2 separate regions of the Homo sapiens genome follow, and region 2 is linked to region 1. A link is an interaction called in ENCODE POLR2A ChIA-PET data of the cell type or tissue named here. Cell type or tissue: PC-3. All regions are shown on one strand. Links, peaks and the distances in the headings refer to the core of each region. The heading gives the core; the rest is flanking DNA.

The links. Peaks named below come from ENCODE experiments on the same cell type or tissue, not always from the same donor. Only the 100,000 strongest peaks of a DNase experiment are listed, where the experiment ranks them.
Region 2: POLR2A ChIA-PET joins it to region 1 with 5 read pairs; 3 of 35 experiments call an interaction of 5 or more read pairs at or near these places.

The regions. Positions count from the first base shown.
Region 1 is chr4:67,705,186-67,721,979 of GRCh38, forward strand. UBA6-DT (UBA6 divergent transcript) reads left to right here. Exons shown (of 2, transcript NR_015439.1): 2 at 15,237-16,794. It also overlaps the pseudogene ST3GAL1P1 and the pseudogene LOC100419862. Among named protein-coding and RNA genes, the nearest start is that of UBA6-DT, 12 kb to the left of the region's middle. RefSeq lists enhancers at 9,161-9,210, 16,314-16,794 and a silencer at 16,126-16,420. In PC-3, for the core only: CTCF peaks have their summits at 9,976 and 10,182; DNase peaks (open chromatin) are centred at 7,146, 8,436 and 8,926; H3K4me3 peaks cover 809 bases; H3K27ac peaks cover 3,189 bases.
Region 2 is chr4:67,757,870-67,773,334 of GRCh38, forward strand. It overlaps the pseudogene TMPRSS11CP. Among named protein-coding and RNA genes, the nearest start is that of GNRHR, 11 kb to the left of the region's middle. In PC-3, for the core only: no CTCF peak of the experiment used is centred there; a DNase peak (open chromatin) is centred at 8,262.

The sequences.
Region 1 (16,794 bases), core at 6,472-10,471:
CTTAACATAATGACCTCCAGTTCCATCTATGGTGCTTCAAACTACATGATTTCATGTTTTTGTGTAGATGACACATTTTTAAAATCCATTCATCTGTTGATGGACACTTAGATTGATTCCATATCTTGGCTATTGTGAATAGTACTGTAATAAACATGGGCATGCAGATACCTTTTAAATTTATTGAATTCCGTTTTTGGATGTATACTCAGGAATGGGATTGTTGGATCATGTGGTAGATCTATTTTTAGATTTTTGAGAAACTTCCATACTGTTTTTCATAGTTTCTGTACTAATTTACGTTCCCACCAGCAATGCACTAGTGTTCTCCTTTTGCCACATCCTCACCAGCATCTGTTATTTTCTGCCTTTTTGGTAATAGTAATCTTAACTGAGGTGAGATGATGTCTTATTGTGGTTTTGATTTGCATTTCCCTGGTGACTGGTGATGTTGAGCATTTTTTCATATGTCTGTTGGCCATTTATATGTCTTCTTTTGATAAATGCCTGTTTAGATCATTTGCCCATTTTAAAATTGGATTATTTGGGGGTTTTTGCTATGGAGTTGTTTGAGTTCCTTATATATTCTGATTATTAATCTCTTGTATGAGTAGTTTTCAAATATTTTCTTCCATTCACTGGGTTGTCTGTTCTCTGTATTGATTGTTTACTTTGCTCTACGGAAGGATTTTAGCTTGATGTAATTCCGTTTGTCTATTTTTGCTTTGGTTGCCTGTACCTTTGAGGTCTTACCCCAAAAATTTTTGCTCAGACCAGTGTCCTAAAGTATGTCCTCAATGTTTTCTTCTAGGAGTGTCATAGGTTCAGGTCTTACAAGTAAGGCTTTAATGCATTTTGATTTGATTTTTGCCTATGATGAGATATAGCAATCTAATTTCATTTTTCTGCATATGGATATTCAGTTTTTCCCAGCACCATTTATTGAAAAGACTGTCCTTTCCCCACTGAATGTCTTTAACACCTTTGTTGAAAATAAGTTGAACTTTACTGAATTTGTTTATCAACTTCAAGAGTACTTTGATGAAGCTTTTAGGACTTTTTAAAAAGTGTAATATCATGTTTTCTGCAAATAGGTACAATTTCACTTTCTCCTTTACAGTTTGAATGCCTTTTGTTTCTCTATTCTCTACATGTTCTCTCCTGTTTCATTGCTCTATGTGTATGTTTTTATACCAATACCATAATCCTTTGTAGTATATTTTGAAGTCTACTGTGATGCCTCCAGCTTTGTTCTTTTTGCTCAGGATTGCTATGGCTATTCATGGTCTTTTGTGGTTCCATATGAACGCTAGGAGTTTTTTTTCTATTTCTGTGAAGAATGTCATTGGAATTTTGATAGTAATTGCATTGAATCTGTGGATGACTTTTGGCATTGTGGTCATTTAAAAAATATCAATTCTTCCAGTCTGTGAGCATGTGATACCTTTTCATTTTTTGTGTGTGACCTCTTCAATTTCCTTAATCAGTGTTTCATAATTTTCCTTATAAGAATTTTTCATCTCCTTGGTTACATTTATTTCTAGGGTGTATTACTCCATTTTCACACTGCTGATAAAGACGTACCTGAGACTGGGCAATTTACAAAAGAAAGGTTTATTGGACTTACCGTTCCGCATGGCTGGGGAGGCCTCACAATCATGGTGGAAGGTGAAAGGCACATCTTACATGGTAGCAGACAAGAGAAGAGAACTTGTGCAGGGAAACTCCCCTTTTAAAAACCATCAGATCTCATGAGACTCATTCACTATCACTGGACAGTACAGGAAAGACCTGCTCCCATAATTCAATCACCTACCACTGGCTTGCTCCCATGACAAGTGGGAATTGTGGGAGTTACAATTCAAGATGAGATTTGGGTGAGGACACAGCCAAACCATATCATAGGGTTTCTTTTTTTGTAACTTATTGTAAATAAGATTGCTTTCTTGATTTCTGTTTTCACTAGTTTCTTGTAGATATATAAAAACACTACTCATTTTTGTATGTTAATTTTGTATCCTGCACTTTACTGAGTTTTTTTAAATCAATTCTAAGAGTATTTTGATAAATCTTTAAAAGCTTTCTTTATATAAGATTATGTTGTCTGCAAACAGGGACAATTTGACTTTCTTCTTTACAATTTGAATGCCTTTTATTCTTTCTCTTTCCTAATTGCTCTGGTTAGAACTTCCAGTACTACACTGAATAAGTGTGGTGAAAATGAATATCCATGTCTTATTTTAGTTCTTAGAGGAAAAGCTTTCAGCTTTTCCCCATTTAGCATAATCTTAGCCTTGGGTTTATCATATATGGCCTTTATTGTGTTATGTTCTTTTAAACCTAGTCTATACCTAGAAGATTTTTATTATGAAGGGTGTTGCATTTTATTAATACTTTTCCAACAACTATTGAAATGATTAAGTCATGGTTTTTTTTATTTTTTGGGGGGGGTGGGGTAGGTTGGGATGGAGTCTCGCTCTGTTGCCCAGGCTGGAGTGCAATGGCATGATCTCGGCTCACTGCAAGCTCCTCCTCCCGGGTTCCAGCAATTCTCCTGCCTCAGCCTCCCAAGTAGCTGGGACTACAGGCATGTGTCACCGCGTCTGGCTAATTTTTGTACTTTTAGTAGAGATGGGGTTTCACCATGTTGGCCAGGCTGGTCTCGAACTCCTGACCTCAGGTGATCTGCCTGCCTTGGCCTCCCAAAGTGCTGGGATTACAGGCATGAGCCACTGCACCCAGTCAATTAAGTGGTTTTTGTCCTTCGTTTTGTTGATGTGATGTATCATGTTTATTGATTTTCATATGTTAATCCATCCTTGCATCCCTAGGGTAAATTCCACTTGATCATGGTGAATAATCTTTTTAATGTGCTGCTGGATTCAGTTCGCTGGTATTTTGTTGAGGATTTTTGCATCTATGTTCATCATAGGTTTTGTCCTATAGTTTTGTTTTTTTGTTGTGTCCTTGTCTGGTTTTGGTATTAGGGTATGCTGGTCTCAGAATAAGTTGAAAGAATCCTCTCCTCTTTAATTTGAAGAGTTTGAGAAGAATTGATATTAGTTCCTTAAATGTTTGATAGTATTCAACAGTGAAGCCACCAGGTCCTAGGCTTTTCTTTGATGGGACACTTTTTGTTACTAATTCAATTTAATTACTTGTAGTTGGTCTGTTTGGGTTTCCTATTTGTTCTTGGTTCAAACTTGGTAGGTGTAAATGTCCAGGAATTTATCCATTTTCATTAGGCTTGCCAATTTATTGGCATATAGTTATTCATAATAGTCTCTAATGATCCTTTGTAGTTCTGTGGTATCAGTGGTAATGTCTCCTTTTTCATTTCTGATTTTTAAAATTTGGGTCTTTTTTTTTTTCTTGGTTAGCCTACGTAATTGTTTTTTAATCTCAATTTGCTTTATTTCTGCTCTGGTTTTATTTATTTTCTTCTACTAGTTTTGAGGTTGTTTTGTTCTTGCTTTTCTAGTTCCTTGAAATGCATTGTTAGGTTTATTTGAAGTCTTTCTATTTTTTTGATGCAGGTGTTTATTGCTATAAATAGCAATATATTGCTTTTTTTCAATATTCTTTTGCTGTATTCCATTGGTTTTGGTATCATATGTTTTTATTTTCATTTGATTCAAGAAATTTTTAGATTTCCTTTCTAATATCTACATTGATCCATTGATCATTCAGGAGTATGTTGTTTAACTTCCATGCATTTGTATAGTTTTGAAAGATTTTCTTGTTATTGATTTATAGTTTTCATTGTGGACAGAAAAGATACTTGATATGATTTCAATTTTTTTATATTTTTTGAGACTTGTTTTGTGGCCTAACGTGGTCTATTCTGGAAAATTTTCCATGTGCTGATGAAAAGAATGTGCATTTTCTGACTGTTGGATGAAATGTGCTATAAATGTCTATTAGGTCCATTTGATCTGAAGTGCAGTTTAAATTAAATATTTCTTTGTTAATTTTTGTGTAGATGATCTGTCAAATGCTAAGAGCAAGGTGTTGATATCCCCAACTTTTATTGTATTGGAGCCTATCTCTTCCTTTATATGTAATAATATTTGCTTTAAATATCAGGGTGCTCCAATGTTGGATGCATATATATTTACAATTGTTATGTCTTCTTTCTAAATTGATCCCTTTATCATTATATAATAACCTTGTCTCTTTTTGTTGCTTTTGACTTAAAGACTGCTTTATTATATAAAAGTATAGCTATTCCTGGTCACATTTGGTTTCCATTTGCATGTGGATTAGTCAATTTTCTTACTGCTATGAAGAAATACCCAAGATTGGGTAATTTATAAAGAAATAGAGGTTTAATGGACTCACAGTTCCACATGGTTGGGGAGGCCTCACAATCATGGCAGAAGTTGAAGGAGGAGCAAGGGCATATCTTACATGGCAGCAGGTAGGAGCACATATGCAGGGGAACTGCCCTTTATATAACCATCAGATTTCATGAGATGTATTCACTATCATGAGAACAGCATGGGAAAAATCTATCCAATGATTCAGTTATCTCCCACCAGGTCCCTCCTGTGATACATGGGGATTACGGAAGCTACAATTCAAGATGAGATTTGGGTGGGGACATAACCAAACCATATCATTCCAACTCTGGCCCCTCCCAAACTTCATGTCCTCACATTCCAAAACCAATCAGGCCTTCCCAGCAGTTCCCCCAAAGTCTTAACTTATTTCAGCATTAACTCAAAAGTCCACAGTCCAAAGTCTCATCTGAGACAAGGTAAGTCCCTTCTGCCTATGAGCCTGTAAAGTCAAAAGCCAGTTAGTTACTTCCTAGATACAATGGAGGTACAGGCATTGGGTAAATACACCCATTTCAAATGGAAGAAATTGGCCGAAATGACAGGGCTACAGGCCTCGTGCAAGTCCGAAATCCAGCGGGGCCATATGGGTCTGCAGCAACCTCAATTCTTGCCTCTTCAGAAAAAAGAATTTGACTGAGGGGCATAAGGCAGAAAAAGAGACCAAGGTAAGTTTCAGAGCAGGAATAAAAGTTTATTAAAAAGCTTTAGAGCAGGAAAGAAAGCAAAGTATGCTTGGAAGAGACCCAAGTGGGCACTGAGAAGGTCAAATGCAGTGTTTAACCTTGATTCTAGGACCTTATAGGCTGGCCCTCCTTCCCATGTCTTGCACCCCTTTCCCATAATTCTTCCCTTAAGGTGAAATGCCTGGATGTGCAGTGCCCTCGTTACACTTGGGAGGTGAGCACAAGCAGTGTGTTTAGAAAGTTGTTTGTATGCCCATTTGAGGCTTTCTTCCCTTTTCTGGTGTTGTGCCCCCGGAAGCTCATGTTCTACCATTTTGTCTCTTAATGCACATGCCCGGGAAGTTGCTTCTCACTGGCATCTGCATTCAATGAACACTTTAGTGCAATAGGTGTGGACCATCAGGAAATGGCCTCTCCCTGGTGTCGGATGCCAATGTTTTATAGTTACAGAACATTTTAAAATGTATTATTTTTACTCCATACTCCTGAATTATTGAGTATTAGCACAGAAAGGATGCTTGACCATCATCTAAATGTTCAACTCCTTTGTTTCACAGAGGATGACCCAAAGACATTAAATGGCTTGAATAAATTCACATAATTGTAGATGCAGAGTCAAGACTAGAACCTAGTTTTCTTCCTAATCTAGTGTTTTTCTAGTATATTATGCCAGACATATTATGTTCAAAAACTGGAACATCTGTTTTGTGGCTATCAAAAAGATTAGGAAATACTGAGTCCTGAGATCAGGCCTTCATGAACACAGTTGGAGAGTAGCTGACCTTTCGCATTTGAAGACTGGCTTCTTTGCCCAAAGGTATTGTAGTAACATTTGAATGAGTTGGAGGCAACTAATTAGAACCCAGAGGGAATTCCATCGTAAAGAAAATAACCCTTTCAATAAATGTGAATAATTATCTACTTAAATTATCTATAAATTAGAATATGTGTGCCATACACAATGTTTATATCCCCACCAAATTCATATGTTCAAACCTAATTCCCAGTGTCATGTGAGGCCTCTGGGACATGAGAGCTTAGAGAACTCCCTTGCCTTTTTAGCCATGGGCAGGTGAGAAGACAGCTGTCTGTAAATTAGGATGTGCACCCTCATTAGACACCGAATCTGCCAGTGCCTTAACCTTTAACTTCCGAAACTCCAAAACTGTGAGAAATAAGTTTCTGTCATTTATAAGCCACCCAGTCTATGGTAGTTTTTTTTTTAATAAAATAGCTCTTTTTTTATTCACTTTGATTTGGATCATTGGAAATATTCAACAATAAATAAAACAGAGCAGGGGATGAGGAAAACAGGATCTTGCTAACATCATTCAGATGCATCCCAACCAGTGCTCAGCTTCACAACAACACGGAGAGAGGTAAGGGAGAATAGAGAGCAAATTTTAAAACACCAACAGCCAAACACACAAGACTGCACAGAAGAAAAAGTGCTCAAGAAACTTTGGTTTTGAAGGGAATTCAGTGGAGGGAAACGACTGTGTAGGAGGAAGGGAATAAACCCATAATCACCCTAAGAGGCAGGGGCTTGGACGGGGAGGCCCTGATGCAGGCTATGGTTAAATCTGACATCCCGGAGCTCAGAACATGCAACCGATGGCAGTTTTGTACTAGGAAGAAGCTGAGTGATGAGGCTGGGTGATGGTATCACCTGATAGGCTGGGAGGGAGAACAGGAGGTGCAAAGGCGGCTCACTGTCAGTAGGAAATTCAGTGCTCTTTTGATAAGAAAAAAAATCGGTAATATCCTAATCCTGACAAGCTGAGATGCTGCTTTGCCTGTCTCTGCCTTTTCTTCTAAGTCTTCCTCCTTTTCTTTGCACAGGTGTCAGGTAGCACCCCAGGGGTGCAGGAGCTGGTGTTTTCATGGCAAACAAGAAGAGGGAGGTTGACTCTATATCAAAACTAGCTAGCCCAGTCCATGGGGCAGGATGATCCTGGTGGCATGCAGTCACATTTGCTGCAAACCAGATGTTCATGATGGATATAATGATACCCCCAGGGCTTTTCATAGGGGCGAGGACAGGTGCTGGTTCCTGATGACACATGCCTGGCATCCAGTGATCTTTAGCTGGACGGTGGCCCCTCAGGGCGTGGGCTTCCCTGCATAAAGTAGTTTTGATCCTAACCAGGTGAGGGAGAGTGAGTTCTTTTGGTTTCTCTGTTACTTGTTTTCAGATTACCTCAAAGCAAACATCCCTGTTCTAAATGTTCTCTGTGGTTTTATTCTACCTTTGCCAAGAAGCCAGAGTCACATCCAGGTGGGACTGGCCTCTAGCATGGCTTTCTGGCCACATCAGAGAATGGGATTCCATCAAAACCTCTCAACAAGCCCTTTCCCTAAAGAATCACCCAGATCTTAACTGCCCTCTCCCCCTTCTTGACTTTTTTTTTCTATTTTACATTCTATTTTCTCATATCTGGCTTTTCTCTCTAAGCCTAGCCAAATGCTTTGCTGAATGATGCTAGGACTAGCCAGAGTTTTAAAAGGCATTCATCCATTTATGAACTTTCTTCCAGCCCAGGATCCCTGCAGAGCACCGGAGGTTACAAATCTGCCCTCCTTTCTCCCCTAAAAGGTGACTGAGGGGAGGGGAGGGGCATGTAGCTCAGCTATAGCAAATCAGTACCCTGACTCACTGGGGAGACCCAGGGGGCTGGGATGTTGCTGACACTTCATGGGCCACCTTGTCAGCCTATCTTTGTGGCTTCAGGTTCAGCTCTGGGTGCTGCAGGCAGGGACCCGTCTACTCCCTGCCTGAGCCCAGGGCCGGTCTCCAAGGAGCTCTCTGCCTGCAGAGTAGAAAGAGCCCTAGGCTGGGATTCAGGGGCCTGAGGGAGCCCCTGCCACTGCCTGCCCAGCAAGAGTGCTCCTCATTCTCCTGCTGACAGCATGCATGGTGCCCTTTGGCTAACACTCTTGTCTAATTCCCAGCCACCTTCACCCCAGGGTTGCATTTGGTTTAAGCCAAACTGGTGCATTTAGTTCTGGCCACAACAATTGGCTTTTATTCTGTTAAGTGCCCATTGCTAAGCCAATGAGACATAAGAGATGTCTGCTGGGCTTCTTTTATGTCTCATAAGAGAAATGCCATCTCCTGCACTGGAGGGTGTGAGAAGGCAGAGACAAGAGCTTGCCTAGGGCCATGCAGGCAGCCTGCGGACACAGCTCAGTGCTGAGAGAGCAGAGGAGAGTCAGACACCTCCATTCTGGTTACACTTTTTCCAGATGCTGAATAGAGACTCGCTGGGAAAGCCCGCCTCCAGACAATTTAAACATGGTGCCAGGAACACCCCGTTGTTGCTGAAACTCTGACTTGTGCTATCTGTCCCAGCCAGTTCCTGATTGCCAGTCACTTCCCTCCTTCGTACTCCACCAGGAAAAGGCCACGCCTCCCCATGCAGCAGTGGCCTTTTAGGAAACGTGCTTAACAGGATAGGTGGTTTTTCTGATTAAACATCAGTAACTAGAGTCAACAATCACTGTCCTCCCATGCCTGGCACTCTCCACTCCCCACCCAACTGCAATGTGGCCTTGCTTTTCTTATCAGTAAAATGGGAGAGCTGGATTTGGGGGCTGGAAGATATCTCACAGCTTGACCATCCTAGTGGAACGGAGGGAGACCAGACAGAGAGCAGACGACCGACCCAGGCAGCATCCGGCTCAGACACAGACATATCTTCATTTCAAGGGACCTATTCTTACTCAAAGAAAACCCAGAGAAGTCGATTGCTCAGCCTGAGCCGGTCATCCCTAAATGGAGTCAGCTTTTAGGAGAAGAGGAAGAGTTCAGGAGACAGCATCGCTCTTTGTATCAGTGTTTGACTAGCCAATCAAGAAACGTTTGCTGAATTCTTCATGTCATACATGTCTGTGAGCTCTGCCCTTCGAGGATGTCTGTTGTGAATGATGACTCAGTGATTACCAGCCTTTATCAGAAAAAAAAAAAAGTCTTAAAGTTTTGGAGGATGTTAAAGCTGAAACAGGTTTTTTGTTTGTTTGTTTAACACTTTCCACATTCTGAACCCTTGAGAATCTAATAAAAGCTATGGAACCTCTCTCCAGAAAAATGCTCATATGCAGAGATTCAGAGAAAAAAACAAACTTAGCATGCAACTTCCAGGGACTCTTGTGAATGGCCTGAAGCGACCTTTACCCATGACTGGTGTCCCCAAGCTCCTCCCTCCCAGTGTGCAGAGGGGGTTTCCCTGAGCCTGGGAGCACAGGCCCCATGCCTCCTTCACACTCCACCAGGAAAAGGTCACACCTCCTCAAGGCAGCAGTGGCCTTTTAAGAGATTTTTTTTTTTTTAAAGAAAAGTGGTTTTTCTGCTTAAACATTAGTAACTGGAGCCAACAATCACTGTCCCCACCATGCCTGTCACTCTTCACTCCCCACCCAGCAGCAATAAGGTTTCATAGAGTTTTGGAGACTCCTAGCCTGAGAATGAATTCCAGTCCACAGTGAGGAAGAAGGAAGGTTGGGTTGGAATGGGAGGATGCTGTGGACATTCCACAAACCATCCAAGCCCTAGATACCCCCAATATCCCAAGTCCAAGGACTCCTACAAACCTTCCTTAAGCCTCCCTATTTCCCAGCTGCTGGGTGAGGCAAGCTTCATTAAAACACCAGGACCACCAACACACCAGGACCACCAACAGAGCCACAGTGCAAACAATGTCAATTGAATTTTTAAAAAATCAATCAATAATCAGGAAGCCTAACGAGGAAAAGAGAGTAGTTGGGGAGCGAGAAGATGAGGTATGTGCCAGTCGCCATTCCTGGGATGTCCCTGGCCCAGCCCCCCAGTGACAGCCCCAAGGTGGCCAGCAGGGACTTGACCCTGAGCTCAGGCCCTTGGGGAAAATGCTGCTGGAAGCCTCCTGTGTGGCCTTGGTGGTTAAGGGCACCATATTGAGTAGTCTGAGAAAGAATGTATGGTCCCATTCTGACGCACTGCTAGGGGGCGCTGAATATCCTCAGAGCTTTGTTCTAATTCAGGTGCCAGCTCAGGAAACCAGAAAAGATGTTTCCAGCTACGGAGCAAGTGGGGCCACTGGTGGGGATCCCTTTCCCCAAGTAGGGGCTTTTGCCTTATTTCAGCCAATACGTGCTTTTCTTCCCCAAATGCAAAGGCATATGGAAGCGGTCAGATCTGCTCTTGCCACGATTAGAGCCATGAGACTGATTATCCAAAGGAATAGCTGCTTGGGAAGAGGCATCTTCAGGAGTTAGAAACATGGTGCCAAGTTTTTTGTTTTTTTTTCCTTTTTTCTTTCTTTCTTTTAGAGACAGGGTCTCACTCTGGGCTGGAGTGCATTGGTGAGATCACAGCTCACTGCAGCCTTGAACTCCTGGGTACAAGAGATCCTCCCACCTCAGCCTCCCTAGTAGCTGGGGCTACAAGTGTGTGCCACCATGCCTGGCTAATTTTAAAAAAATATTTTATTTTTGTAGAGATAGGAGTCTCACTATGTTGTCCAGGCTGGTCTTGAACTCCTGGGCTCAAGGGATCCTCCTGCCTTGGCCTCCCAAGTTGTTGGGATTACAGGTGTGAGCCACGGCACCTGGCCTCAAGTTTCTGTGAAAATCTTTGGGGTAGAAGCCTCTGGTGGCACTTAAATGAGCTTTGGGAAGAAGGGGATGACAGGGTTATCACGCCAAGGGAGAGGCCAGGCTTCATGCAAAGAAGGGCAGCATCTCACCCCCAGCGCGGATACCGCCCAGCGTTTCTCTGTGCTGGAGGTAATCACCACTCAAGTTTCTCTGCCAGTCTTCCTTGGGAAACCATGCTGTCTCTCAGAATATGGGCGTCTTCCACATTTGTTCCCCAATCCCACCCCAGGAGCCAAAATGATTTTAATATGTGGAGGTTGAACCTTTTCCAGCGTCTCCCCAGCCCTGGGGCAGCAGTCGGGGGACGTTGTCCCCACCCAAGACAGGTTTTGAGACATGCTCCGCCATGATAGGTAGTGACCTTGCTGAGTAGATGCTGCCAACGGCTGGGTGCAAGAGGCTGCAAGTGGCACTTGGGCACACACCTGAGGCTGACCCTCCAAGATCCCGGATGGACTGGCTCTGGCAAGATGCTGGGGCTGGAAACGCAGAGGCATGATGGTGCATCCATCCTCAACCCTTCACTGTGTCATCTCCCCTTGAAGATCCGGATTTTATTCATGAAGCCAAGGTGGCCGTCACGTTAGACTCAAAGCCTGCATCGTGCACCCCCGTCTTGTGAAAAGACCCCGCAGACAGGTTGTTCTCCCAGTAGTGGTGTCAGTTCCCTTTGCTATCTGCTCAGAAGCTATACAAGTCTACCTAATCGCAGACATGCATTGAGAAGATGACCGAGAGGATGCTGGTGAGTGGGTACCGCCTGTGGCTCTGCAGCCAGTTGTCGAAGACATACTTGATGAAGGCTGGGTGGTAGATCAGGATCTTATCCTGTTTCACTCTGATCTTCACGAGGACCGGGGTGTAGGTGTGGGAAATGGCACCCGTGGTGGTGGTGCTCACCACCCACTCCAAGTTCATGGTCTTTAAGGGCACCAGGACCATGCTGACATTGTCCCCCAGCTCCCGGAAGCTCTCAGGGTACACCAGATGGTGGGCGGTTTTGCTCCCGGCAGCAGCTTCAAACCCTGCCGTGGGTGCCTTGTTCATCCTGAGCATAAAATTGTGACTCTATCGCAGGCCTATATGACAATTGCCTCAGGTTGCCCGAGTTGCCCACGACAGCACAGTGCCAGCAGCCCACCGACCTCTTCTCCAGCATTGGGTCCACATTCCCAGGTACTGCTCTGAATTCCTTGATGGTATTGTTGATGATATTGGGCTTCTTCTCCTGCTGGAGCCTCAGCCACCATTGGTAGGTGTTGTCCTCCAAGAGCGCGTTCTGGGCAGTCAGCAGCAGCTGCACTATCTGGTTGAACCTCTCATCGAACCAGGCTGAGAGCCCATGCTGCCTGATGCAGTGGGTGCAAGTGCAGGGCCTGTGCTTGATCAGTCTCTTCAGGTTCTCCAAGAGCTCCAGGACCATCTTCTTGGGGAACCAGGTGGTGGCCACCATGGCGTGGGAGTAGTTCAGGAAGGAGGTGAGGAAGATGAAGAGCACGAGGAAGGTGAGCACTTTCAGGGTCCTCTTCCGCAGGGTCACCATCTTCACTGTCCTGATGGCGACCTCCCTGCAATGGGTGGCAGGAACTCCCTCCTTTTCAGAAAATAAAGTAGCCTATTCTTCTGCAATCCTTAAAGAGCTGATAACGTCTCTTGATAAAGCTTTAACCAGTGATTTCCATTCCCATCCGAAGAAGCTAAGAGGTAATTAACCTCTGTGACAGTCCAGGCTCTCTGAGGAGTGAGGACCTTGAAGGAAGGGTCTTGGTATAGCAGGGAGGGAAGCTGTCTCTGCCGCCCTCCTCCGAGTGTGGTTTCTGATGATCCTTAATTAGGGCTTTGTCTTTCATGCTGTCACCAGAGACATGGTGGGTTATATGACAAGCTTGATGAAGGCCACAGAAGGTTGGCTGTCATTGGCTGTGTGACTTTAGTGGAGTCTCTTAACCTCTCTGAGCCTCAGTTTCTTCATCTCCATAGGCTGAGTGACTGTCCATCTCAGGTCCCCAAATGGAATTGTCCTGGCCCAAGCTCAAAGCATTTGCTCACTGCAGCTCTTGCAGATGTTAATTTCCTCTCATTGACATTTCCAGTTAAAGAAGGTAAAATCTGAAAATGGTACCAGCATGGCTGGAGACACGCTGGAGTTTCTGGGATTTGGGCATGAGGGAGTTTGGAGTAGATAAAAGGGTGTGAGTGTCCCGGATACTCGCCCCCTTCCCAGCTCACATCGCTTCTTCCTTCTCTCTCCGCTCCTCTTCCTCCTCCTCCTCCCTCCAGTTTAGGGGTCTTTGTCTTTGCAAAGCATTGAAACTGTCTGGCACAGTGGGCTCCACTGGCAGAGACTGGAGCCGGGGAAGTGGGGAGGCAGGGTGAGGGTGGGAGAGGGCTCAGGAATACCTTCTCCTGGTTGTAGTGGGAGTGAAAGGTGGGGTGACTGGGGAGGGGCCGCCTTCCCTGGCCAGGGGCTGGGAGCAGGGTGTAGTTTGTTATAGCAGCCTAAATAGACTAAGACTATGTGCATATCACATTTTCTAGGAATATTTTTGAAAACTTGCATGTAGAACAGTAAGAGAAATTATCATAGACTAACAATTGAAATATAATTCTCCAAGACTTAAAAAAAATAAATATTTTAAATTAAATCTTTAAACAATAAAGCATAATTATTAATATTTGATTGTTGGAAAGTATACACAACATTTTCCCCTTTGTATTAACATAAATATTAGCTTATGATAACAATACTCACTTAAAGTCCTTTAGGCACTTGGGTATAGAAAATAAAATATAATTTTACTTTACTGCTACTTATAAGAGAGTAAGCAAAATTAGATCTGGTTACTCTATTTTCAACACTGTTAGCATTACTGACCTAAGAAAAAAAATACTCTTAATGTATATGTCTATATAACTTTTTAAGTTCCATGATAGTTAAAATGGGAAAAACTTTATTGATTGTTAAGATTTCAAACTCCTTTTAGTCTGTTCACTGAGATATTAAATTTCAGGAGACAGAAACCAAAGAAAGATGAAATTTCTTTTTAGGAGGCTTAAAGGACACAAATTCTGGTCCAGGTTAGAATGAGTGTTTGGTGTCTGTTCCCACCCCTAGCCATCACACTGAATGCTCCCAGCCCAGAATGCTGGTCACTGTGTGGCCAGCAAGGCCTGCATGTGCTACAGATGCTGCTCCCAGCCAATGCAGAGTGCTGCTTGTAGATGACAGCATCAGTCTCCCTCATCAGATCTGAGGATAGGATGCCGCCATCTTAAAGGACCTCTAAAATTGCTTCCTGGATGGCGCTCTCTGAATCATCAAGATGAACAAGGAGTTCCTTATACAGATATTGAATGTTGTTTTGATGATAAGACTATCTATCAGTGCTTTTGATGCATTTCAGCCAGGTGATTAAGGTGGATGCAGCTGCTATTATTATGTTGTTGAAAATGTCATCTAGATGTTTTTAGAGTTCAGGGTAAATCTCAATGAATTTATCTGCATTAATCACATCACCAGAGGTTTTAAAAAATATATGTATTAATTTTAAATCCTATAAAATTAATACAGAAAATATAAATGATTGGGTCATTTAACTATATTTTTTTAAATAAACTGAAAGATAAAGAACACAACACTTCACACATTTTATATTTCTCTTACATACTCTGGAATCATACACAGTTCTTTTCTTTTTAAAGCACAACATTAAAACCTTTAAAAGGCATTTAAGGGTTTGGTCAAGTGAATATGATAAAACATACTTGTCTGTATAAAGAGAAAATGAAATTGTAGTCACTGTTATGTACTGACATTAGTTACAACCTAGTTTTAATTCTTAAAACAATTTTGATTAGCAAAGCTAAAAAAAATGGATGTTTCAGTTAAATGTTTTAAAGAGGTACAGATTTTTACAAGGACATAATATAAGTTATTGTTCTGTAGAAATATCCTATTAAATATTGTATGTCCCTCCCTCTGTACACTTTGTAAAGAAAGTAAAATACATAAAAAGAAAATCATATAGGGATGTGTGACATTATTGTAATTGTGTACTTGAGAATAACGTGCAAAAATAAAAATCAGAATATTTTCCTGTTAAAAAAATAATAATAATAATAATTTTGCATGGAATTAACTAAGTCAGTTGAGAATATTCTTCCAGGGTGGTCAGAATTTGAGGTATCAGTATTCCCTACTACACTTCCTGTATCTGTTTGACCAACAGGACCTTGCAGCTAGGGAGCACCCAGAGGCAGGACACAATGGCTGTCCTCCCACATGCCTTTGCAGATGTCCTTTATCACTGTCTCAGGGTAGCTGTGAAACTGCCTTTGGGAGGTGATGGTGTCCTTTGGCCTCAGCAGCACTTTGGACAGGATGGAAAAAAGTTTTAGACACATCTGCAGGTCTCTGGCTGGCTGGAGATAGGCATTGGGTGTGGGGACCAAGTGTTGTGGCACTTCTTTTACAACAGAGCCTGAGTGACAAGTACGTTGAGCTGCATAAGTTCTGCAGAGTACATAGTCCAGTCGTTGTGTGATGTGGTTGACCACATCTGTGTATTTCCCACAGAAATCCTGGCTGACATTGACTTCTCCACTGCAACCATCGAGTTCATTGTCTCCTAAACCTTGCCATGGAGGCCTGTGGCACCTGAGCCAGCCATTATCATCACCAGCACTTCCATGAGCTACAAGCTGGACCCACTGCAGTCCTCCTGACACACTGAAATCAGAGCCTGCACACAGAGCAGCAGATGCTTCAATGTAAAGGTCATTTCCAGGTCCTTGACAGGCGTGCATCTGGGCCAGATCCATGGCAATAACCTTCAGGTTGAGGCTAGAGGGCTTCAGATGGGCAGCTTCGAATGACAGGAGCAAGGCACAAGAGGCCGGAAAGGGAGGGTGACATTTTCAGCATCTATAAGATCAACTTTAGAAACATTTGGGGGTTGACAAATTCCCATCAAGCTCTGTGGATCTTGTACAACTGCTCACCACCGGCTTCTCATCAGCACATGATTGGTGCAGGGTTCTGAGGATGATTTTGAGATGTTCCCTGATGTGGTCTTGTGAGGAGATTTCATGACAGATGGCAGGAAGCTTCGTGGAGAGATTTCTGAAGACACTCCTGAGCTCCCAACACCGGGCAACTCTCTTCCAGAGGATAGTGGGGTGGAGGGTAGAAGAGAGGCAAAGTCAGGTTTGTCCTTCGGATCCCCTTCATTCTCCTTTTGCCACCGTAAACCAACTTTTGCTTACAGTTAGACACCAGTTTTCGGCAGATGAAATCCCTCTGATTTCAGGCATTTTGTCAATTAAGCTGCTCAGCAACAATAGGATAAACTTATGAAAAGAAAGGAGTAGCAGTCCCACAGACAAAGCATCCAGCCCCTGCACTGAGACAGTATAGGGAAGGGACTTGGTCCTGGCAGACAGGACAGATAATCAACATCCTAGTGGGCCTTACACATGTGGGCATATTCTTTTCCATACCTTCTTGTCTGTTTTAACAAGCTAACCCCAGTCACAGTAGCAGAGAGAGGGTCCATCCTAACTTAGCTGACCAGGCTGGATTCCTAATCATAAAACCAAAAAAGGAAGAACCTAACCATTTCTCTCTTTCAGCTATGTGTTCCAAGATTACTGAAGCAGGATTCTGGCCTTCCTGATAAGAACATGACCAGATCCAGCTGGTTTGCAACAAGATGAACTTCAGTGCTGAGCTTTCACCAAGTTTTTCTCACTACAATCTCATTGTAATACTAAAATCTCCACCCAAGATGGAGGTTATCTGCCATTTTCTGTACATGTGTTACCAGAAAGGGGTCCTGATCCAGACCCCAAAAGAGGGTTCTTGGATCTCACGCAACAAAGAGTTCGGGGCGAGTCCATAGAGTAAAGTGAAAGCAAGTTCATCAAGAAAGCAAAGGAATAAAGAATGCCTACTCCATAGGCAGAGCAGTGGCTTTGGCTGCTCAGCTGCTTGTACTTGTTACTTCTTGAGTATATGCTAAACAAGGGATTGATTACTCCTTGTTTAGCAGTTTTCTGGGAAAGGAGTGGGCAATTCCCAGAACTGAGGGTTCCTCCCCTTTTTAGACCATATAGGGTGACTTCCTGATGTTGCC
Region 2 (15,465 bases), core at 5,794-9,793, 52 kb after region 1:
AACTTCTGAAGGGAAAGAGTGATGATGGTTTAGAAGTGACCCAGGGGAGCAAGAAATATTTTTCATACCTCTTTACTCATGAGAATAAAATAATAGAGGAAGGCAGCTCTTTCAAATAAGAAGAATGTGTATGAAAATGTATTTGGGAAAAAATTTTGTTTCCTGTAAGGAGAGAAGATGGAAGTAGCACAATATCAGAAAAAAAAGAATTTTTTTTTTTTTAGTTTTTGAAAACATGACTTACTTTGTTGAGCAAAGAATGATAGTGTCTACGACAACTGTGAAATGAGTAAAAGGGGAACTTTTAAAATTTAAGTTTAAATGGAAGCATTTGAGGAAGGACTGTGGATGAAGTAGTATGAGGAAATATATACACAAAATTGTTGTGAAGGAGAGCAACAAATTCTAAAAGCCATACAAATTTTTCTAAGCCATGTTAAATTATGCATAGCATTTAACATGGCAGATTCACTTTCATTATTCCAAGAGTGCTCATTATTTGGAGAATCACACTGTAAAACATTGTTGCAATTTTTATTTCAGTATAGATGTGTTAGAGGTAAATGATGGGAAATTATGGTTAAATATGTACGATTTTGGAGATCAGATTAAGGAAATGCATATATAATATAAATCACCAACATATGAAATGAACAGAAAAGCAGAAGCATAATAAGTATGTTTACTTATCAAAATTTATGTTCACTAAATACTAAAAGTAGTAATCTTTTACTTTTAAGTATAATTAACAATATATAAAAAGATTTAAACCAGGAATATAAGAATTATATTTATTTCAACAATTCAATTAACCACTTATTAAGCATTATGTACTACACACTATACTTGTGGATACCAAAAATAAGGCTAGCCAAAGCTCGTATTTGATATTTCCAAACATATTTTATAATTATATTGTATTGTTATGAATTTTTTTTTTCAATCAAGAGTCTTGCTCTGTCGCCCAGGCTGGAGTGCAGTGGCACGATCTCGGCTCACTGCAACCTTCGCCTCCTGGGTTCAAGTGGTTCTTCGGCCTCAGCCTCCCAAGTAGCTGGGACTACAGGTGTGCACCACCATGCACAGCTAATTTTTGTATTTTTAGTAGAGACAGGGTTTCACCATATTGCCCAGGCTGGCTCGAACTCCTGACCTCGTGATCCACCCACCTCGGCCTCCCAAAGTGCTGGGATTACAGGCAGGAGCCACCGCGTGAGGCCGAGATATTCTTATTTACATAAACTTTATGTAGTTTGCTTGTATTAAAAAGAGTATAATTTCAATTTTGTTCTTTTGCTGATAATCTTCTGTTGACACACAGCATTTCCATTTCATGATGCAATTCAATTTTAAAATACAATGTATCTTATTTCCACCTTCTTCAGAATTGGAAATTTGAAAGCTAGATCCCCAATAATTGTATTAATTAAGAATTTATGCCGGGCACGGTGGCTCGCACCTGTAATCCCAGCACTTTGGGAGGCCAAGCTGGGTGGATCACAGGGTGAGCAGTTCAAGATCAGCCTGGCCAACATGGTGAAACCCCGCCTCTACTAAAAATATAAAAATTAGCTGGGCATGGTGGCATGCACCTGTAATCCCAGCTATTCAGGAGGCTGAGGCAGGAGAATCACTTGAACCCAGGAGGTGGAGGTTGCAGTGAGTTGAGATCACACCACTGCACTCCATCCTGGGTGACAGAGTGAGACTCTGTCTCAAAAACAAACAAAAACAGAATTTATGATGCAAATGCATAATAATATAAATAAGATTTTAAAATACAATTTAGAAAAATATGATTATTAGTATTGGTTTCTCTTTAAGTTTCAGTAAGACTGGGCACACATGAAATTGACATCCTGTTAATTTCTATATAACATATTCACTTTTATTATTATTTCTTCTTTTCTTATTTTAGGACTTTTAAAATAAAATAGCTTTTTAAAAATTGAATTTTATAAAAATAAATATTGTATTTTTAAAATATTTAAGGATCAAGATTAAAACAAAGATGAAGCTTGGGCAATATAGGGAGAGCCTATCTCTACAAAAAAATTATTTAAAAATTAGTCAAGCATGGTGGCACCCACCTGTAGTCCAGGTACTCTGGAGGCTAAGGTGGGAGGATCCCTTGAACCCAGGAGGCGAATGTTGCAGCGAGCTGAGATTGAGCCACTCCAGTCTGAGACAGAGCAAGATCCTGTCTCACAAAACAAAAAAATACCGTTGAAGCCTAGAGATGCTGTAGTTATTTAATAAAATCTTTGAAAAATAGTTTTATTCAGGTAAATCACTCACTTCCTTTATAGTTACTTTTATCTGAAATTTTTCCACTAATTGATTTGCTAGGTTGTATAATTTGGAAATTTATTAGCATTATTTTTCAAAGGTAGAAATGATAACAGGAACGGGAAGAATAAAAACCCCTTTCTTCTGCTTATTTCTCTTTATCTATGATGCAGATATCACATACACAAGGCCTTTGTTTTAAGGTGTAATTTCGTAGATAGGGGTGTATATCTATGATATAGTATTACTTGCATAGAATTTTTTCTTTACAAACATCCATAAAAACAAAGAAAAATCTTTTAAAGCAAGAGTCTTCGAATAGTTAAACTTGATTAACTGGCGTTCTACTAACCAGGGTTATGGTTAGTTACCTGAAAATTCACTTGCATTCTGCTGTGAGAAACAGACAAATAAAAAGGAAAAAAAAGTGTAACAAGTGTTTTGTCAAATGTAAGAATATGTCCTAAACTTAGTATAGTGTTTTTTTTTAAATGCTTTTTTGTTTTTGTTTAAATGCTTAAACCACCTGCATTTAACTTTACCATACAATACAAGGAAACTTCCTCATTGGAAAGATGAACTTTAGACAAGATATTCTGGAACAATAATGATTCAATTGGGTTTACTGTATTGGATTTATTGAATTAGAAAAATACACACATGTATTTTAGGGAAAGTATAAGAAAAATGTTTCCCTTAACAGTTCAAGTCAGTGGAAAACTAAATCAACTCATGTATTAAGTTGAATTCCGTAGAGCAGAGCTGGAGATGGGGATTCTTGTGCAAGCGACTTGAGAGTGTGCTTTAAGGTGAAACCTCTAAGAGAGTGAGGAAAGCAAGACAGGGCAGAGGAAGAATCGAAGCAAATGTGTGTTCAGCTGAAGTCTAACCTTCCTTAGCCTGATCCCACATGGGACACTGGGTATAAATGGAACCACAGACTTGCCCCACCATTAGGAAAGGAGGCTGAGCTTTGGCACTCCTTTATCAGTTACCATCTGGCTGGGGCCTATTGTTTATGTGGGGAGAAGTATAACTTCTCAGGTGTTTTTGGATGGTGGCTCCCATAAACTGATGGCATTTCTCAGAAGAGGGTAGCTATGAGCTCTTGGCAGCCAATACTCTCAACAGCTGATGGAAGAGTCTTGATGTCTGAGAAAGGGCCCCTGGTGGGACACCACCAATGTCCATTACAACCAGTATAATCTATTCAAAGAACACTGAGAAATCAATGTTCGAGGGAAACAGCTTTTCTTATAATGGAATTTAAACTATATTTTCATAATGAATATAGTATAGAAGAAAGAACACTTTATCGGGAATTAGGAGTTCCCAGTTCTCTTGTGTAATCCTCATCTCCTAGCTCTCACAGCTATTATCTGTAAAATTTGTAACATAATCTTTAAGTTCTCTTTAGCTTAAAAGTCATTTTCTATTATTCTCTTTTATTATACACAGTTTTCTGCTCATTAACATGATCTATTTTCATTTGTTGGATATATCTTATTTAAAAGAGTCATAAGAACTATCATTTCCAAATTTCACTCATTTATTTAACAAATATTTATTCGAGTTTTGGGCAATGAGAAATAGAATAAGACAGAGCTCATAATCTCATGAAGTTTATGTTTTTTTAATAAGCAAATTTTAAGAAATGTTGTTTAAAATATATGGGAAGGCAAGAAGTTTTCATCTTAGAAAAATAATTAATTTGAGTTTATATTAAAATCTCTACACAGCAAAGAGTTAAAAGGAATATAATAAGGATATCGTTTTTCTGACATTTGAAAATGTATGTAGAGTGGATTTTTTTTAAGTAAGAGGATTCTTGAAAATAAAGAAAGAATAAACTCTTTAGAAAGGTTTTTTTGGTCTTGCATTGTTTACTTGTTGAAAATTCTTTTTGGTTAAAATTATTAAAGAAGCCAGCCTCTTCCACTTAAACTGTGAGATCTTCTGAGAGGATGTAAACAAATATGCCAAAAAGACTCTGAGCAATCTTAAGTGCGTTTTCTAGCAGCATGAACAAAGGCAGTCTGCTCAGCAAAAGAACCCTGAAAAGCAGCCAAAGCAGCAGTCTAAGTAAAAGGGAGAGAACTCAGAGGTCAAAGTGAAAGTGTTAGTGAAAGTAGCAAATCTCTTACTAGATATTGAATTACCCGGTGAGGGAGTCTATAAGCCACAGCTGAGTGCAATCACAAAGATGCCAAAAGAGATGCCAGATAGTTCATGTTAGTAGTCACAAATGCATGTAGTTTAAAAGGCGAAAAGAAACCAGCTGAGAAGTGAAACTTAAGTTTATTAAAATTTTACTAGCATATTGTCAGGATGTATTGATAGAGAAAGTATATTGTCTATTTTGTTTCAACATGCAGCACGTGTAGTGATATTTGTATTCTATTTAACGGACCTATTTAATAAACTTGGTAATAATTAATTTATATTCAGCATATTCAGTTTTCACTATTATTTCAAGGTTTTTAAATTTTAAAATATTTAATTGACAAATAAGGATTTTATGTATTCTGTTTACAACATGATGATTTGATATACCTATACATTGTGTAACGATTACAATCTAATTAATTAACACATTCATCAGAACTCGAGCTGTACATTAGATCCCCAGAACTAGTCATCTTATAACTGTACTCTTTGATTAACATCTCCCTATTTCCCCCAAACCCCAGCCCCTGGCACCGCTTGTTATATTTTTTGAATGAGGTTGACTTTTTTTCAATCATGAAATATTTGTCATTCTGTGTCTAGGTTATTTTACTTAGCATAATGCCCTCCAGGTTTATCTATGTTGACACAAATGGTGGGATTTACTTCTTTTCTATGGCTGAATAATGCTTCGTCTGTGTGTGTGTGTGTGTGTGTGTGTGTGTGTATCACATTTAAAAAAATTCATTCATCCATTAACGGACACTCAGGTTGTTTCCATGTTTTAATTATTGTGAATAAATGCTGTAATCAACACTGGGATGGAGATATCTCATTGAGATACTGATTTCACTCCCTTGGATATATACCCAGAAGTAGGATTGCTAGATCTTATAGTAGATCTGTTTTTAATTTTTTGAGGAATCTCCATACTGTTTTCCATAATGACTGTACCAATTTACCCTCCTACCAACAGTGTACAAGGGTTCCCTTTTCTCCACACACTCACCAATACTTGTCTTTTTTATAAAAGCCATCCTAACAGGTGTGAGGCATTAGCTCATTGAGGTGTTATTTAATTGTGGTTTTAATTTGCACTCTCTGGTGATTAGTGATGTTGAGCATCTTTTCGTGTACGTGTACTTGTTGGCTATTTCCATGTCTTCTTTGGAAAAATATCTATTTAGGTCATTTGCCCATTGTTAAATTGGGTTATTGGGTTTTTTTGGTATTAAATTGTGTGAGTTCCATATATATTTTGGACATATGATTATAATACCCTTAGCAGGTATATGGTTTGGCAATATTTTCTCCCATTTCATAGGTTGTCTTTTCATTTGTTCATTGTTTCTTTTGCTGTGCAGAAGTTTTTCAGTTTGATGCGGTACCACTTGTTTTTGTTTGTTTGTTTGTTTTTGCTTTTGTTGCCTATTCTTTTGGTGTCATATCCAAAAAATCATCTCCAAAACCAATATCAAGGAGCTTTTCCCCCTACATTTTCTTCTAAGAGTTTTGCAGTTTCAGATTTTACGTTTAAGTCTTTAATCCATTTTAAGTTAGTTTTTGCATATGACGTAAGATCAGGATCCAATTTCATTCTTTTGTGTGTGTTTTCATCATGAATTCTTGCCAGATACTTTTTATAGCATAAATGCTGAGATTTGAAGAGTTATGATGCAGGTGCCCAGGTGGGGAGACATTATTAATAGTAATAATGGTGTCTCCCCACTGTTACTGTCTTGGCTTGGAGAGAGGAAAAGGGAATCCATTATTATACAGCACGTCATCATGCAGGTAACTTACAGCCAACTTATGTGGAGGCACATTCTTAAAATGTATTAACGTATCTGTCTTTGTGTTAAATTATTTTCTAAATTAAAAATAAAATATTTTGTATGCTAGATAAAAATAATACTTACCAATTACCCAATGAAAAATGTGCTACATTCTCAATCAATACACTGTTATTCAAAATAATATAATTACACAACAAACAAAGATTTTATATTTTCATGTGTTTTTAACTTGTAAGTAACAGATTTTCAGATTTTGCATACTATGCATATTCTGTTATCTTGGAAAAAACCAACATAGCCTAGTGATTTAAGCTACCAGTACTCCTCTTTACCTATTTTTTTGTGTGCATGTAAACCATATACAATTCCTACAGGAAAAAGAAGCATTTTATTTTTCTGGAAATGTCCCTCCCTTATCCAAAGAGATATCAATCAAAAGTCCATCACAGGAGTGATATCCTGATCCAAACTTGTAATCAGAGGCATCCTCGGGACTTTTTAATTTTTATTTTTACTGTAGCCAGTGGGCAAGATTACTGTATTTTTGTCTGAGACTGGTAGCTTAGCACTAACGATAATCTAAGTCTAGAATCAGTGAACATGTCTTCACCACCTCATAGGGAAGTGTCTGCCTATGAATGAAGACTAAGGAGAGGAGAGTTAAGATGTGACTAGAGAGGAAGAGAGAGACACTGTTTGAGCTCCTGGATCCAGTCTCAGCTATGTCAAAGGATGTAGATCTCTAAATTTATTAGTTAGATGAGCCAATAAATGTCTTCTTTTTACTTAGGCTAGTGTTGATTGAGTTTCTGTCACTTGCAACCCAAGAATCCTGGACATTATGCCTACAGTTTTATTTTGTTTATGCTTAATTTCTAAAACATCAAAAAATAAAAAGTTAAACATCAAAAAGTATCTTATAAGTGTATGATGATATGTCAAATATTTTAAAAGCAATTAAATAATAAAGCTACTGTAATGAGTCATCCATAAAGTTTATGACAAATGTTCCATTTTAGAAGACTATGGAAGGTAGAGCTTTGGTTATAATCATGTCACATAACATAGTATAGATGCTAAAACTGTGAGCTCTGGAATCCAATTGTCTGATTTTGAATCCCAGCTCAGTTCATTATAAATTCTCTGTTTTTTGGCAAGTTACTTGACTTCTTTACCTCAGTTTCCCCAAGGTGACCGTCATCACAGCGCTGGGGGGACAGTTCAACGTAATAATACATGTAAAGTGTGCCTGGCACATAGTAAGGAATCAGCAAATATTATCTGCTATAAGTGCAATTTTGAGGGGGTTTATGAAAAAATTTACATCAAAACGAAGGCAATTGGTGGTAGCTGTAGGATTGTCAGCAATGAAGAAGAGGAGGATAAACTACTGAAGAGACACTTGTGGACTACAATCTGGGAAAGCACTCTGATGAGATCATTTTTAGTTAAATGCCAACTGACTTGCTAATTTGGCATAACAGTGCCTTTATAAACATCCGTACCCTCAGCTAGGATTTCTGTATGGGGAATAAAGTGAGTGAAGTGGAAGCAAAATTTTCTATTATTTATTCTGGTTGATAATTTGTATGATTGAGAAACTTTAGTAGTTTGGAGAAATACAGTACAGTAGTGTTTGCATGGTCTATTCAAGGCACTTATTGAAACATAGCCCATGTGTCTGAGGATTATTTTACTATTAAGTGTGTGTATATTTGAGAACCATTTTCTGGCTTCACTTTCATGCTTGAAGTAGAATGAGAACAAATCAGCAAGCATTGTGACCTATTCAGTGTACTTCAGGGGATTATCATGTTGTTTTGTGTCACTCAAGGTTAGGAAGTCATAAATAGATCAGGGATTAGTGTTGGCACAAGAACCAGAAAGAAAACAGGTAGATACATTTTCCTGGGTAACTTTTATAGGCAATATTATTGCAACTCACTAGACTACAACCTACTAATATGTTGATCCTATGGAATCCATGTGCTTGTCATCAGGGGATGACTCAGAAGGGAGTATGTTGCTAATAGCTACTCTATGATTCTCCAAGAGTCCCGGATCTGCAAATTGGTACAGAAAACTTCCTTAATAAACTGTAATCCATGTTTACTCATATAATTACCATTGATCTGAAAAGGTAAAAGGGAAAATTGTATGTCCTAGTCCATTAGTCTCATTAAACTTTTGTCAAATTATAATAAACAGAAAGTTTTCATAGTTCTAAAATAGTATGTGTTTAAATGCAACATTAAATGTTCATAAGGAGAGGTGACATCTAAGTTAAATATGGTTTGGGAATTACAAACATGTAACAAGCATATAACATTTGAGCTTTAATCTACAGAGAAATTTTGCACTAAAGACCAGTTTTGGATAGGATCCAGTCTCAATAGTATGTCACTTGAGTGTAGACACTAGGCTTGTTTGGAAGAGCACGTTCATTTCTCCAGCTTTCAATACCAGCAGGGAACCTTTAGCAAGGATGCCTTTAGAATCTGTACCAACCAGTGGTCCACCAGAGTCACCCTAGAGAGAACACACACACACACACACACACACACACACACACACACACACATATATATACTTATTATTTTCATCTACTGATCTTTAGGCCATTTTCCCAGAATGATGGAACACCTCGGCATCTGGATTTCCCTTTGCTGTAATTCTTCCTATCATCCTGGATAATTTTCAACATCTGTTGATGACACATGTAATACTTTAGCTCACAGTCTCTTGGCTTCCTTGACTCTGATCATTTTATTGAATCTTTCCATGTTACTCCTTGTTATCACCTGGAACTGCTCCACTTCTGAAACACCATTATTCAGTATTACGATTGAGTGCATCTACCCCTTAAGTTTTTTTGTTCCACTTATTCCACTTTTTACTTTGTGTCTGCTCTTCAGTCTCACTAAGAATGTGAATCCCTGGACTCCTCTATGAATGTATTAGCTCATGTCCTCCTGCTCTTCTTTCTTTATGCCAGCTATATTTCATAATGCACCATACCACTATTCTGTCAACAGCTTCTCAGCTCCCTATCTTTCTCCCCATCATAGCCTGGGCCAAACCAGACACTGTGAAGCCATGTTACAAATTTACATCCTCAAACCAACACCTCTAAGCAATATTTACGTGTCTTTAGCCAGCTTCTTTTCTTTTCTTTTTTTTTTTCCAGATGACTGTTAGCATTTTTTTTTAACAATGAAGTATTTTTTAAAAACTTTTAGGTTGAGGGGCACACATGCACATTTGTTATATAGGTGAATTGCGTGTCATGGGGGTTTGGGGTCTAGGTTCTTTCATCACCCAGGTAACTAGCATAGTACCTGACATGCAGTTTTTCAATCCTTACCTTCCTCCCACCTTTCACCCTCAAGTAGGCTCTGGTGTCTGTTGTTCCTTTCTTTGTGTCCATATGCACTCAATGTCAGCTCCCACTTATAAGTGAGAACATGCGTTATTTGGTTTTCTGCTCCTGTATTAGTTTGCTTAGGATGATTAACCAGCTCCCTTTCTAATTTTTCAGGGCGGCCATTCCAAACTCTTGTGATTTCACAATTTTTGAAAATCCCGTTCCCTCATTCTGAATCTAGTGTATTACTTTTAAATTCTCAGAGTAAGTGGAGAGTAACAGTTGAGAATCCCTTCATTCCTTGTCTTGCCTTTTTGGCTTCTCAGATCACTTAAGTCAATCCACATCTGTGTCTACTTTTCTTCTTCTCAGACAGATAAATGTATTTCATCTTTTAAAAAATTGAGATCTGATCTACAAATAAACATTGTATAGATTTAAGGTGTACAATGTGATGTTTTGATATACATATTCATTGTGAAATGATTCCCCCAATCAAGGTAATTAACCTATTCATAACCTCACATATTTACTTTTTTTTGGTGAGAACACTTAAGATCTCTTTGAGAAAATTTTAAGTATACAATACATTATTATTAATGGTAATCACCATGCTGTACATTAGATATCTAGAACTTATAACTGAAAGTTTGTACTCCTTGATCAACATCCCTTTACTTTCCCCAACAACTCCCCAAGGCTCCATCCGTGGCAACTATTGTTATACTATGTTTCAATGAGTTTGATTTTTTTTTAGATTCTAGGTATAAGTGAATGTATGGATTATTTTTCTTTCTGTGTCTGGCTTATTTTACTTAGCATAGTGTCCTCTAAGTTTATCATTGTTGTTGAAAATGACAGGATTTTTTTTTCTTTTATATGGCTGAATAATGCTCGTGTGTGTGTGTGTATCACAATTTTTTAATCTACTCATTCGTAGATGGACACTTAGTTTCCATATCTTGGCTATTGAGGATAAAGCTAGAATGAACATAGGAGTGTAAATATTTCTTTAAAATCCTGTTTACAATTCTTTTGGATAAATACTTAGAAGTGTGATTGCTGGATGCCATAAAAATATGATAATTCTATTTTTAGTGTTTTTGAAGACAATTCATACTTTTTTCCATAATGGCTGTACCAATTTACATTCCCACCAATGGTGTACTCTTACCAGAACTTTTTGTTAATAGTCATCCTAACATGTGCAAGGTATAACCTCATTATGGTTTTAATTTATGCTTTCCTAGTGCTTAGTGATGTTGAGCATCTTTTCATGTACCTGTCAGCCATTTGCATGTCTTCATTGGAAAAATGTCTACTCAGTTTATTTGTTCATTTTAAAATTAGGCTATTTTGTGTTTTCTTTTTAGCATTGAGTTGTGTGAGTACCCAAGAGTTCCTACAAAGAGGCTTGATGGAAGAGACTTAATAATGTTTACAGAATGTACCAAGAGGTCCATCAGGGTGGGTCAGTTTGGAAAATACAGAAGAAAACTCACATTAATAGAAAGTTCAAATACCTATGTAGTAGGAAGGAGACTGAGTGAAAAACACATGCAAGAGATTAGTTTTGAATAGTGAAAGAAACTTGTTTATCCCAAGCCCAGAGGGTGAGAATGAGTACAAACATAAATGTATCAAGGAGAAAGGAAATTAAAGGACTTCTCATATGATTGCTTCCATTTTTTCTCTGGTTAGTAGGAGAAAATATAATATGCTAAAGAAGATAAGGACATGGTGAGGTACGTAGGTAAAGAATATAATGAAAGTCCGGCATAGCACTATAAAAATGCATTAATAATTGTACAGTGTGTTAAGGACCCACATGTGATTATGTAACTCCAGTTTACAAGAAGGCATGATTTCTTCTAGCTGTTCTCAGCAGCTTGCATATAACAGCAAATACAGTTGATAGATCGTTCTGTGGTTGATGATTATTTGAATGGGTGTCGGGTAAGTCAAGGATGAAGTCACCGAGAGTGCTGTCAATAGAGTGGCTGAAATAATAAAACAAGGGTCCTAGGCTGTTTAAGGTTAGGAGAGAGTCATGAGGGTGGGGGGTTGATGGACTGAGAAGAAATTAAGAGGAACAGAGTTTTAAGCTCTTCATGATACTGAAGAATGGGTTTAGTGGGACAGTTGCAAAGCTAGAAATTTGTAATTAGAGATGATGATTATGTATTGCAAATACTTGTTTGCATGTCTGCTAGCTCCTAGAGTACAGGAATATGCTGTGTTCATTTTAACTTCCCTGAACATAGCACCGTATCTGGCACATAGGTAGTAGTCAATAAATAATCACTACATGAAAGATTGCATGAATAAAATAAAGGTTTTCTTGGATTTATCACTGATTCTACCTGCTTAGAAACTTTTGTTAGCTCTGGGACTATTGTTCATAAACAGCAACAATTGTTAAAAGCACATTAAGCATAAGGAAAAACATCTTAGTGTAGAGTTCAGAGCATAGGCCCTAGAGCCCAATTTCCTGCGTTTAAATCTCAGTTCTTTTGCCGCTTAATAGCTCTGTGAGTTTAGACAAATTACTTGATCTTTTTGTCTCAATTTCCTCATCTAGAAATAGGGCTTACAATAGCACAAATATACTGCAGAGGACTGAGGTAACTATAATAAATTAATATTTGTAAAGTGCTGAAAACAGTGCTTGGCACATGGGAATACTATATAAGAGTTGTTAAATCAATAAAATATTTAGGATGTTGGAATCACATTGTGAAAGCTCCATGATTGTTAATTTTGCTATTAGACACAGCTGAATGTTTCTCAGTGAAATGACAATCATACTAAAGTCACCAGTAAACCATCTCATCTCTTCATTGCTTATTCTAAATTGAGTTTCTTTCCCACTCCTGCTCACAGCTTTATACAGCAAGGTAATTTAGCACTTTAGGACTTTAATGAGACCTATTTGATATCATTGTAATTCTAATTAGATACTTTGGCTAGGAAACATACTTAAGCCTTTAAAAATTGTCAATCCCTTGAGAAAACTGAACTGATTATTTGGAAATTTAAAACTACAAGAATAAAGTTCTTGAAATTAGAATAAACAGACTTACCTGGCAGGCATCCACACGTGGCTCCAGGAACCCGGCACACAACATTCCAGATGTGATGACTCTGCCATCTGCCTCCCCATTGTTGCAGGTCCTATTATCTATAATCTTCACTAATCCCTTGTGGAGTACATTAGAAGTTGTTCGTAAAGGAAGAAAATTGTATAATTTTTATTGATGTCACTATTAATCTTTCTGGCTAGGCTATTAGTATCTAACTTTAACACTATGTACAATTTCTAAATCAAATCAGTGTAAAGTATAATTAAGCTTTTAGCTGTAGTAACAAAAAAGCAAGTAATGTTTATAAACATACCAAGCTGTTGCTGAAAAATGACCATTTTTAGAAATATTTAGTGTGTACATCTATATGTAATAAGATTTTTTCTTTTGAATTGTTTTGAAATTTTATATGTATTACATGTATTAATATGTAATAATATGTTTATTAATGTATTAATATGTTGTATATAAGTAAAAAAATAACATGAGCATATTTTGAATAACTCAATAAGCTATGTTTTAGAAGATAACTCATGGAAACTACATCTTATTTCTTATTCTGTACAGAAAAGATGTCTTAGAAAACAAAATGAATCAGGTGCTGTGGCTCACGCCTGTAATCCCAGCACTTTGGGAGGCCGAGGTGGGCGGATCACCTGAGATCAGGAGTTCGAGATCAGCCTGACCAACATGGTGAAACCCTGTCTCTATTAAAAACACAAAAATTAGCCAAGTGTTGTGGTTCATGCCTGCAGTTCCAGCTACTTGGTAGGCTGAGGCAGGAGAATCACTTGAACCTGAGAGGCGGAGGTTGCAGGGAGCCGAGATCATGCCATTGCACTCCAGCCTGGGCAACAGAGTGAGACTCTGTCTCGAAAAAAACAAAAACAAAACAAAAACAAAAAAAAAAACCAACCAACCAAACAAACAAAAACAAAAGAAAACAAAATGAAAAACTCATATTGCAGGAGCATACATTTTATGATTATTTAAAAATTTTTAAGCTAAATTTTTACTGTAATTCTGAATCTTGAAATTAATTTTAGGTTTATTTTTCTGCTTTCAAACTGCATTTACAGACATTAATAGCCACTAAGTGTTCACATTATTAGGGTCATGGGGATGCATATATTTAAATCTTTGCTCAAGTATCACCTTGTCACCTCATTAAAAATGCTGAATCCCCTACAGTCCCTATTTTTTTCTATGGCACTTAACTGCATAAAATTTGCTATAACTTACTTATTTCTTTTAATATACTTACATCCTTCATTTCATGAAATTGTCCATTTTCCTTTGTTAAGGATGAAAGCTTTTTCCTTTTTTTTTTTTTAACTAAGAAAATAGGCAGGAATTATCTGCCCATTTCATTCATTAACGTATCCAAACCACCTAGAACAATCCCTGAACAAAGGTGGTAATTATTTTCCATTAGTAAATGAATAAATGAATGAAGGAAATGAATTACTTATTCAAATAATATATTTCTTGAAAAACTGCCATCTTAAGAGGAATTATAGTAAGCAGCTCTATGAAGTTATAGTTTCTGCATGAATGTTGTTGAGGATAATTTTCAATCCATTCCACATTGTACTCTTAAAAATGATCCAGAGAAAGTATTTTTCAGTTTAGGTGTAATTCTGAGTATTTTACTTTTTAACTCCTGAAATTCAAGCCATATAACGGAGTCAGGTGAGGAACTCACCATCAGACTTTAAATGATCCCCATGCAGTAACCACTGCTTCTGAATTGTATAGGAATATATAATTAACATCTGGAAGACATGCTTTTTGGATGTTGCTTGTATATAACACTGGTGAAGATAGATGCACAACAGCAATGTCATTATCGTGTGCAGGGTAATGGTAGTTTTCTTGAATTATAACATTCTTGATATTTCACTGTGTTTGTGGGTTACTTAAAATAACATTCCATTCTTTGGGATCATGGACCCTAAAAAATAGATTTATTAATTAAAAGTCCTGTGTATTGTACTTGTAGGAATTAATGTCTTACAATTTTAAAAACAATTACGTATGTTTTGAGTTCCCATGATACTTGTAAGCATACAAAAATAAAGTTGTGTATAAGAGAAAAATAAAAATAATGATAACATGAGCAGATTTTGAATAATGCAATGTTATGTTTAGAAGATAACCCATGAAAACTACATTTTATTTCTTATTCTGTATAGAAAAGACTGAAGGGGATTTAGAAAAATAAATGATGACAATATAGGATAATAAGATTAAACAAAAAGTGGGCAAGGGTATGGGAAAGTGAACTAAGGGAAATTATGGAAATAGTCTAAATCTTCTTTTTGACCATTAAAATCTATAAAAAGAAATGTATTTCTGACTTATTATTATTTGTTAATCCAGGATTTTTATATTAAGTGCTGAAAAATAGTGCTGCTGAAACATTTTCAAACTCTCTACTAAAGCAACATAAGAAGCAAGCATGATTTTGAAGAGAGCTGAGCAGGTTTGGGAGAGATTTTTTTGCTTAAAAAAGACCCAATGAGGGCTATATAAAATCAATGGAAGTTAATGAAAAATATCATCAAACAAAAGGGTAAACAAGTCTTAGTGAAAAAGGGCAAACTATTGGTGCAATAATATACCCTTTAAAGACATCATCATTTCAAATAGGGCTGTACAAATATAGAAAGATGTAGGATGAATTCAAAACCTATGACTAAATAATTTAAACCAAACGCAATAATGATGAGAAAGAAAGAAGATCCATGTTCAATTGGGGATTTAT